Linked DNA regions of Homo sapiens: regions 1 and 3 are each linked to region 2. The links are chromatin contacts, found by Hi-C or POLR2A ChIA-PET in ENCODE. All regions are on one chromosome and are shown on one strand. Each heading gives the region's core, a stretch centred on a gene start or an enhancer-like site at or near the end of the contact. The rest is flanking DNA. Distances are from core to core; before and after follow the strand shown. Region 1 holds the start of RAB39B (RAB39B, member RAS oncogene family). Region 2 holds the start of BRCC3 (BRCA1/BRCA2-containing complex subunit 3). Region 3 holds the start of VBP1 (VHL binding protein 1).

The links. Hi-C counts contacts between places; a loop is a spot of excess contacts on that map. ChIA-PET counts read pairs that join two places held with the same protein, here RNA polymerase II (POLR2A). Pooled maps may share reads with other maps.
Region 1: a loop to region 2 is called in a map of naive thymus-derived CD4-positive, alpha-beta T cell, with 5 times the contacts of the local background. The contact joins the promoter of RAB39B here to the promoter of BRCC3 in region 2. A Hi-C loop is called at or near these places in 1 of 168 maps with a recorded cell type or tissue (naive thymus-derived CD4-positive, alpha-beta T cell), 3 of 37 single-sample maps with no recorded cell type and 10 of 50 pooled maps. POLR2A ChIA-PET finds 5 or more read pairs at or near these places in 1 of 52 experiments (activated T-cell).
Region 3: a map of B cell shows a loop between it and region 2 (29-fold over the local background). The contact joins the promoter of VBP1 here to the promoter of BRCC3 in region 2. A Hi-C loop is called at or near these places in 12 of 168 maps with a recorded cell type or tissue (B cell, CD4-positive, alpha-beta memory T cell, CD8-positive, alpha-beta T cell and 9 more), 20 of 37 single-sample maps with no recorded cell type and 27 of 50 pooled maps. POLR2A ChIA-PET finds 5 or more read pairs at or near these places in 4 of 52 experiments (MCF 10A, Panc1, WTC11 and 1 more).

What each region holds. Positions count from the first base shown.
Region 1 is chrX:155,263,230-155,266,327 of GRCh38, forward strand. It overlaps RAB39B (RAB39B, member RAS oncogene family), which reads right to left and starts at 1,262. Exons shown (of 2, transcript NM_171998.4): 1 at 845-1,262. The coding sequence starts at 1,059. RefSeq lists silencers at 1,040-1,249, 1,260-1,309.
Region 2 is chrX:155,070,040-155,073,191 of GRCh38, forward strand. It overlaps BRCC3 (BRCA1/BRCA2-containing complex subunit 3), which reads left to right and starts at 1,469. Exons shown (of 11, transcript NM_001018055.3): 1 at 1,469-1,611; 2 at 2,288-2,304. The coding sequence starts at 1,489. It overlaps CMC4 (C-X9-C motif containing 4), which reads right to left and starts at 1,097. Exons shown (of 3, transcript NM_001018024.3): 1 at 655-1,097. It overlaps MTCP1 (mature T cell proliferation 1), which reads right to left and starts at 1,097. Exons shown (of 5, transcript NM_001018025.4): 1 at 655-1,097. RefSeq lists enhancers at 725-1,024, 1,009-1,730, 1,495-1,714, 1,725-1,774, 1,731-2,452 and a silencer at 1,065-1,384.
Region 3 is chrX:155,214,983-155,217,960 of GRCh38, forward strand. VBP1 (VHL binding protein 1) reads left to right here and starts at 1,478. Exons shown (of 6, transcript NM_003372.7): 1 at 1,478-1,593. The coding sequence starts at 1,501. RefSeq lists enhancers at 1,131-1,919, 1,230-1,524, 1,522-1,601 and a silencer at 1,772-1,861.

The DNA of each region.
Region 1 (3,098 bases), core at 12-2,511, 190 kb after region 2:
TTAACCTTTCCTCCTCTGTGTTCATACATATAATTACAAATAATACATGCTACAATAGAAAAGCAAAGGGTTCTGAGTGAAAGTAAACATATTCATTGATTATTCAATGAATTCATTGATTGAAATTAAGCATGTTCATTTTGTGCCAAGTGTTACAGTAGGGAGTGGGCATACAAATATGAGCAAGACACACTTTCGTAATTGCTGATTATCTATTTCCCTCAACTATGTTAGCACAGAAGTTCCAAGAATGAAGGGGCTTTGTCTGTTTAGATTACATGGCATCCCCTTGTGTGAGTCTCCTCACACTGTTTTCCCAGGAACAAGCCCAGAGTCTGGCACATAGTAGATGATCACTGAATGTGTGCTGGTTGCAAGAAGGAATCAATCGTATCTATTTCATGTTAGAACATATGTTAGCATATATATGTGCACACACACAGATGTGGAAATAAAACATAATACACATGTATTTATGTATTTAAATCTCTGTCAGTTATGTTAGGATGACCTGGGAACGTTTTTGAAAGTATGTAACATAGGGACTGAGATTGATGAATTACAGATACAGAGATCAATTCCAGCTAGTTTGTTAGCCACCAAAGGGCAGGTTGGTGGAGTTGTGGTGCAAGCAATATGTGTTATTGACCGGCCTTCCCTGCCAGGGCGCTTCTTTCCTTGCACTAAACTCCGGGTTAGCCGAAGGTGGGCTTCGGCAGAATCCTCAAGACCCTTGGTGTTGCCCTCCTGGACCGCACCTAGAACCAGGAAGTCCTCTCTCCCCAGAGGCGGTGCAAACCCCGAAGACCCTCCCACTGCTTGCGGGCCCGGACTGCGCTCCCACCTGAACCTCTCTTGACCCGCGGTATCCCAGATCTGGAGCTTGATGCGTTTTCCTGGCTCGATCTCCACCAAGCGGGAGAAAAAATCCACCCCCACGGTGGGGTCAGAAACCTGGGCAAAGCGACCCTCGGTGAAGCGGCGGATCAGGCAGGACTTGCCCACTGTGGAATCCCCGATGACAATGAGCCGGAACTGGTACAGCCAGATGGCCTCCATGGCCGCGGCTCTGCAGGTCTCCTTGGCCCGGACCGGGGACGGCGGGAGGGGGCGCCCCGCCGACGCCTCAGAGAGCGCGGCTCGGCAGGATCTAGCTCAGCCGCGAGCGCATCGCTGGCCTGGGAGCCCGAAGCTGGGTAGGCCCAGGCGCCGGGAGAGCGGAGGGATGGATGCTGCGCTCGCAAAGGTGATGAAATGGCAGCAGCATCAGCACCACGCACTCTGACTCATCACTGACAACCGGGTTACTGTAATCCCCCGCGTAGACGCGACGCCTGGGCCGCCGCACTATCTGTAAGAGGAGCGCACACAAAATGGCTGCAACATTAGCGCGATCCCTCCCTTTCTAACTACCCCACCCACCCTCTGTTCATTAAAACTGTTCTCTGTCGTTCAAACTGCCAATGTCATACCTTTTCATTGAAACTAGCAAAGCAATACAAAACTGCACAAAAAAGGGAAGGCACATAATTATATATTAGTCTACAAGTGTTTCCATGCTCACATAAACACACAAATATTATATGTGTTTGTATTCCTATATGCATTTATTGCTGTTTGTTTTTACAAAAATTAAACTGGGGCCTTACTTTCAATTAATAATTGCTTTTTGCAATTAATAAAGCAACATAAATATCTTTCCATTTCCACCTAATTTCCCTTTTGTCATAACTTATTTTAAAGTGTAGCCACAAGTATTTTATTTCTGTGAGCTACAGTCTTAAAAAAGGGGCCATGAATTCAAAGAGTATAAGTATTTTAAATTTAACGGACATGGGCATTCTACTTTCCAAAACTATTTAACAGTTTAAATTCTACCCAGCAATGTGTGAAAAGACCATCGCTCTGCATTATTTCAAGCATCATATGTATGTTTTATTCTTTCTTAATTCTTCTCAATAGAATTTAGTTAAATAAAAATATGTCTCATTGCTTTATTTTTACATTTCTCTGACTACTGATGAGGTCAATACCAAGTCTTGTGTATTGACCATTTCATTTCCTCTTCTGGGAATTGTCTCTTCATATCCTTTGTATTTTTTATGTGTAATTTTATTTTATTTTTTTTTTGAGACAGAGTCTCTCTCTGTCGCCCAGGCTGGAGTGCAGTGGCGCGATCTCGGCCCACTGCAACCTCTACCTCCCGGGTTCATGCCATTCTCCTGCCTCAGCCTCCCGAGTAGGTGGGACTACAGGTGCCCGCCACCACGCCCGGCTAATTTTTTGTATTTTTAGTAGAGATAAGGTTACACTGTATTAGCCAGGATGGTCTCGATCTCCTGACCTTGTGATCTGCCCGCCTCGGCCTCCCAAAGTGCTGGGATTACAGGCGTGAGCCACCGCGCCCGGCCTTCTATGTGTAATCTTTTATCGTTGCCTTACTCTTTAAAAAAAATCAGCTTCATTAACATGAAAATTCACATACTGTACAATTCACCCATTTAAAGTGAACAATTCTTAGCATAGGTTTTTAATATACTCACAGATATATACAACTATCACCACAGTTAATTTTATAACATTTTTATCACTTCAAAAAGTAACCCAGAGGGGTGGGGGGAGGGGGGAGGGATAGCATTAGGAGGGATTACATTTACCTAATGTAAATGTAAATGACGAGTTAATGGGTGCAGCACACCAACATGGCACACGTATACATATGTAACAAACCTGCACGTTCTGCACAGGTACCCTAGAACTAAAAGTATAATAAAATATGTATATATATTTTTTAAAAAAAGGAACCCAGAACCTTTTAGCTATCATCTCTCTATCCCATGTTCCTCCAGCCTTTGGCAACCATTAATGTACTTTCTGTCTCTATAAATTTCCCTATTCTGAACATTTCATATACATGAAATCATATAATATGTGCATTTTTGTGACTGGCTGCTTTCACTTAGCATAATGTTTTCAAGGTTCATTCACACTGTAGCAAGTATCAGTACTTCATTCCTTTTTGTGGCTGAATACTATTCCATCATATGGATAGACCATATCTTGTTTATCCATTCATTCATTGAGGGACATTTGGGTTG
Region 2 (3,152 bases), core at 219-2,718:
TCATGATCAAATTAATTATAGAAAGATGTGCCATGTGATCCTTACAGATCGTTAGGTAAAAACGGAGGCTGCTGGCGTGCACATTACAGATCGTTGCACTGGATGGGGACCCTATGTGTGGGGAGACTTGGGTTGGAACTGACTTGGGAGAAAAGAGCAAAGCATCAACACTTCAAGTAGCACCTTGGGAATGTTCCCTTTCCAGTACTGCCATACCTGCCTGGCTTCAAAACTACACAAAGTAGAAAACCAAATCAAAGACACGAACACGGACGGGCTGTGGAGGCGGCACGGCATATATTGTGCTTTGATTTAGAATCGCTTTCAAAATCCACGTGTGATTCCTAGACTTGTGAGTTGGAAGATCTGTACTTTTATCCTTGGCACGTTTGACATACCTCGAAATAAAAATTACTTTTACATATATTTTTACTGTCTGATATCATCGAGACAAGGAGACCCGAGGAAACTTGCATTCTGGATACCTAATGTGATACATCCGAACTTGAATAAAAACTGAAGTTCTCCATTTCCCCTTCCCTGTATCCAACAAATAGCTACCTAAAAGCCTTTGTAGAAAGTAGCAGCAGCCAAGCTTAAGAGTGATACTTTTTCAGATACAGTATAACACTGTTTCTGCAAAAGGTTACTCACATGAATATAATGTTTCTTGGGCTAATTAATCCGCCTTGAGAACAGCTAGGCTAAAACTTCCAGGTCTCCCACCCTGGGCCACTCAAGCCAGGATCGCGACGTGAGCCCGGGGTGAGCCGAGGGGCATCCCGGGCCGAGGTCACTCGAACCGAAGTTATGAGGCGCGGGCCGGCAACCGGAAGTGGTCCAGGGAGAGTTGTACGAGATTCGGGGGCTGTGACTTGGAAATAAAACAAAATAAAATAAAACCTTAACTGTTTTGGGACTGACTTTCAAAAGAGCGTCCCCCTGGCTCAAGAGGCCGGCGTTCGCGGAGATGTCGTCTTAAAGGGCTGTCCCCCAAGCGTGTAGGCCGCGCACGGGTCTCCTTAGCGGGCGGGCAAAATGGGCGCCGGTACTCGGGAGGCGCCTGCCCAGGCGCCCGGGCGCCGCTCACAGAGTACGTCCGCCTGCGGCCCCAGAGCGCCGCCTCCCTGCCGCCCCCGCCGCCCGGCCTGACGCCCGGACCGCGGCCGGCCACCGCCCTCCGCCCCGACGGCCACGCCTGCCCCAAACCGCGCGGGCGTTTCCCAGGTGCTGCTGGGCGGGCCCCGCCCCCGTGCCCCAAGGCCCGCCCCCGCGCGCCAGCCGCGCGCCCGCTGCCCCCTCCTCGCCCCCACAGCCCCGCCCCCACAGCCCCGCCCGCTCCCTAAGCCCCGCCCCCTAGGAACCCGCGCGCCGAAGGCCAGGCCTGGGCGGAGCGCACAGCGCTGGGCGCTGGGGAGGCTGCGCCGCAGCACCCGGTTGGTCAGGACCAAGTGGGCCCGAGGCGGACGTGAGAAGGGTCGGGCCAAGATGGCGGTGCAGGTGGTGCAGGCGGTGCAGGCGGTTCATCTCGAGTCTGACGCTTTCCTCGTTTGTCTCAACCACGCTCTGAGCACAGAGAAGGAGGAAGTAATGGGGCTGTGCATAGGGGAGGTGAGTAGGTCTGTTAGCCTGGATGGAACCCTGCTGAGCAGTCCCAGTGTGTCCCCGGGGTGGGTGCCGGCAGCTCCCAGGGCTGCGGAGGCCACAGGCATCCTCGATTTAGGTCCTTGGACACCCTTTACATAGCTCTGTCGCGGGGAGCCCCGTTTCTTCTGGCCGCCTGACACTTGTTTAGTCTCCTGCGAGCCCCCGGCGGTCTGTACAGGCCCCGGGAGCCTTGCCCTTTCTCCTGTAGCCTGGGGCTTCTCTTTAGATCTGCGCTTTTCGCCCGGTTGACCAAAACTGCAAGGCAGGTCAGAAAGACACTGGAGTATAATGAGGATGTCCGGGTATTACGACGCAGCAGCTGACCACAGTTAGAGCCCCTTGCCTCGCCTCGAGTCTTCTGTCTAGGGAGCAGAGATATCAACCAAAGCATTTGAAGGGTATCGAAGAGCCTAACAGAAGGTGCGGGGCTTGAAGGAAGCAAAAGTTTCCGCTGCATTGTGTTGAGGAGGGGCCGAAGAGGATGAGGAAATACAGTTTAGCTGTTTACAGTCTAAAGTAATTCTCCAGTCTTTCATACCATGTGCGTGAACACATGACCTAATTGTCATATAATCTGCATCCATATATGTCAAACAAACGTAATGTGATCAATAATGTTTTTTGCTTTTTCCCACTCTAGTTGAACGATGATACAAGGTAAGACTGTATTTGTTTACTCATATCTTATAATCTCTAAGTCATTGTTAACCTAAAATTATGGCGACTTTGGCAGTATTGTGTCCGGATCGTGTCTTAAATTAATTACCATTATCACTCCGGGGCTCCCTTAATGATACAACCTTGAACTTTGGTTTCTGCCTTACCTCCTATTCAGTTGAGATATGGGATAAACATCTTAATAAGCATTATCATAATTGTTGCGTTTTAGGGGTGAGACAGAGCCTCACTCTGTCGCCCAGGCTGGAGTGCAGTGGCGCGATCTCTGCTCACTGCAACCTCCGCCTCCCAGGTTCAAGCGATTCTCATACTTCAGACTCCCGAATAGCTGAGATTACAGGTGCCCGCCACCACACCCGGCTGTCTTTTTTTTTTGTACAGACGGGGTTTCACCATGTTGGCCAGGCTGGTCTCGAACTCCTGGCTCAAGCAGTCTGCCCACCTCGACCTCCCCAAGTGCTGGAATTTCAGGCGTGAGCCACCACACCTGGCCTTGCTCAGTGTATTTCATGTTCTGTCTCCCCTTAAATGCCAGTGAGATATCAGTAATTTTCTTAGTGACAGAGAGCATATACGTTTAGAGGCATTTCCCCATTGATCCATTCCTTCACGTAAATTGACAGTGACATTGCCTTTCCTCCTGATGGACCTCAGTGATCTCAGAGATCCCCAGTAGCTTCAATACTTGACGTGGTGAAACCTTTCGGTAACATTTTAATTTAAACTTCAAATCATACCATAGTATACTTCTCAAGCCCACCTCCTTAGTTCCCAGGATTCCAGGAATTTAGCTTTGTCCATTATAACTTTATACACTCAGCCACTTG
Region 3 (2,978 bases), core at 228-2,727, 140 kb after region 2:
GATAAGGCTTTTGGCTCCAAAAGAAAAACCTGGCCCGAAGTGTCAAATACTATATCTCTTAGAGGGATTTATTCCAAATTAAAATTAGTGATAATTTGGAGAAATATTTCCTAAAGTTTGAAGTAAGTCCTTGATTGGTTCTAACAATGATTAATATAGATAGGGATCAGTGAAGTTGAACAAAATTTGCATGTGTATCTGATATCTCAATGTTTTTCTGTAGAAACGTTACCTACTTTTCAAAAACAAAATTTTTTTTTGGAAGGCACTGAGGTGGGGGAGAGTGGTGAAGAATAGAATTCCCATATACTTTTCTCTCCAGGAACAGAGACATTATCTTACAAAACTGCTGACCAGAAAAGGTCAGAGTCATGGTTAGCTAACATGTCTTCATCCTCCCAAGCCAAATCGCATAGAAGCCACTGGAGAACTAGTTTGGAATTCCGGCTTCACTACTATGTAGTTGTAGGATTTTGGAGGAGCTGTACAGGTTCACTGAGCTTTAGTTTCCTCATTCACAATATGACGATACCAATTTCTTCCTCATATTATATCTAAAGACATATCTATGTCTATATGCTTGATCGTACATTATGTGCGGAGATAAACCGGTAACAGTGATTGCCTCTGAGAAGAGAGACTTACTTTCCATTGCGTAATTCTTAGGCTCATGGTAGAATTTGTGCAAGTGGATGAAGCACTGCCTCACTGGGAAACACTCCAGTGAAATAAAGCACAGAAAAGAGCCCGAAGAATAATTACTTGGTTCTGTATGACACATGTGCTTTTAAAGGGTTGTAGTGTAGGATGACATTGGGTAAGTCCATGGGCCTAGAAGCCTAGGTGGAGTTCTTAGGATTTTGTATGTAGACTATGAAGTTTTGGAAACGTTTGAGCTGGAGAGAAGACATTCTGATCAAAGGTGGCTTTCAGGAAAGGCTGGTGCGACAGGCAGGGTATTTATTAGAATGAGGCCAGTGACCACTCTGAAACAGACACAAAGTAAGTTCCCTTCAAGGGGCAGGAAGCTCCCTGGGATGGTGAGACCAGAAAGGCACAGAGGCTGAACCCTCGTGATGGCGCTAGGTCCCAGGTTCGCTAGCATCCGAGAGAGGGGATTGGGTCGCTCCAGAGGCCATTGCGAAGGCTGCTGCCAGTTCTAGGGTCGGGGTGGGGTCAGGCTAGGTCCCTATTCCTAGGGCTTTAGCACCGCTCACTCACAAGACCCCTTTTCCCAGGAGGACGTATGGGTTTTTCCTGTCGCTCCAGCTTCTCTTTCGCGGCCCTTCCACGCTTGTCACTTACCTGAGCGCAGCCAATCAGCACCTAGAGGTTGGGCTACTTTCGGCCAAAGGAGAACGGGGACTTGTGGGGGACGCTCCCTGCGCACCAATGAATGTGCATGGAGATGGAGAGGCGGGCCTGCAAGTGCGAACAAGCCAATCACGGAATCCCGGCGGCCGGCGGCCCGGGAGGCAGTCGCGCGCTCGCATCCCCAAGATGGCGGCCGTTAAGGACAGTTGTGGCAAAGGAGAAATGGCCACAGGGAATGGGCGGCGGCTCCACCTGGGGATTCCTGAGGCCGTGTTTGTGGTAAGAGGCACGCTGTTCCCTGGCATCTTGGCTTGAGGCCTTGGACTGCCCCTTTCTTCCCGGCTCCCACCCAGGCCTCGACTGTTGGAAGGAGCTGAGCCAAGTGTTCAGGGAGGGGGCGCTCGGTCTGCTCTCACCCCTCGCACCTGGACAGATTGAGCTCTGCTGGGGGCCCGCCCGGAAGAAACGTAGCTCGAGAAGGCCGTAGAAGAGAACGGGGTGCGGGGCCGGGACGAGGGGCGAGGGGCGAGGGGCGGCGGGTGGCAGGGCAGGGCGGCCTGAGGGACCTCCGGGCTGCCGCCGGTTTTCGTCCCCCTGCTGGTTGGAAAAGGGGAGGTGGTGAGGAGCTCTCGACTCAGCATGGATGCTGGAGACACAGTACAATGAATAGGCAGAACAGCCAGTGCTAAGATGTGAAAACCGGGAATATCACTTTGTCTGTTGAAGGAATGCAGTGGTCTCGGGAATGTTGCCTCGGGAAATGGAAGAAGAGACCGATGGGAAAATAGGATGATAGGTTGGGAGTGTAAAGTCCTTCTGTGTCTTGCTAAGGAATTGAGGTTTTCCAGTAGGCAACGGGCTGTCATCAGAAGGCCTTTCGTTTTAACTACATCATTCTAACAACTTAGTGGAGAATGAATTGTTGAGAGAGGAGGCTGAACCCTCCTGATGGCGCTAGGTCCCAGGTTCGCTAGTGTCCTAGAGGGGATCGGGTTGCTCCACAGGCCGTTCTGGAGGGCGCTGCCTGTGCTGGGTGGCTTTTTAAAAATTTTATTTTATTTATTTAATTTAGAAATAGTAGTTGAAAACTATTTGACTAATGAGAGAAAACATCTGACTGGCCCTCCAGGCCAGGTCATCTGTCTGTCCCCACTTAGCTACTATAAAATCTTCATGGAAGTTTCTCAATCTTTTGGTTTGTACCTTACCTTACCTCTGCCTTTTTTTTACTAACTACGTCTTATATCCTTCTAAAGACTCATTTATTTATACCACACTTGATATTGTATATTCGCATTTGCTGATTGAATTTCGTAATTGGTTATTATTTTGTGTTTTTATGAGCTGTGTCATTTATTTCTCTACATTGATCTATTATCTAACCATAACAAGGAATAAAATTTGTTGAGTGCCAGGCACTTTCTTAATGATTTTACAAAACTCGAGGTGGTAGCTACTACTGTTATGCCCGTTTTTTAGATGATAAAACTGAGGTACGGGGCACTTGAGTAACTTGCCCCAGGCCACACAGGATGTAAGTGAGGTATCCAGGGTTTGAACTTGGACAATCCGTGGAGGTCCAGACTGGCAGCTTACCCCTCATGCTCTGCTACTGGGAGGAGGTGAGGTAGTTCTCATGAATCGCCCTACTTCTCCTGGTCATA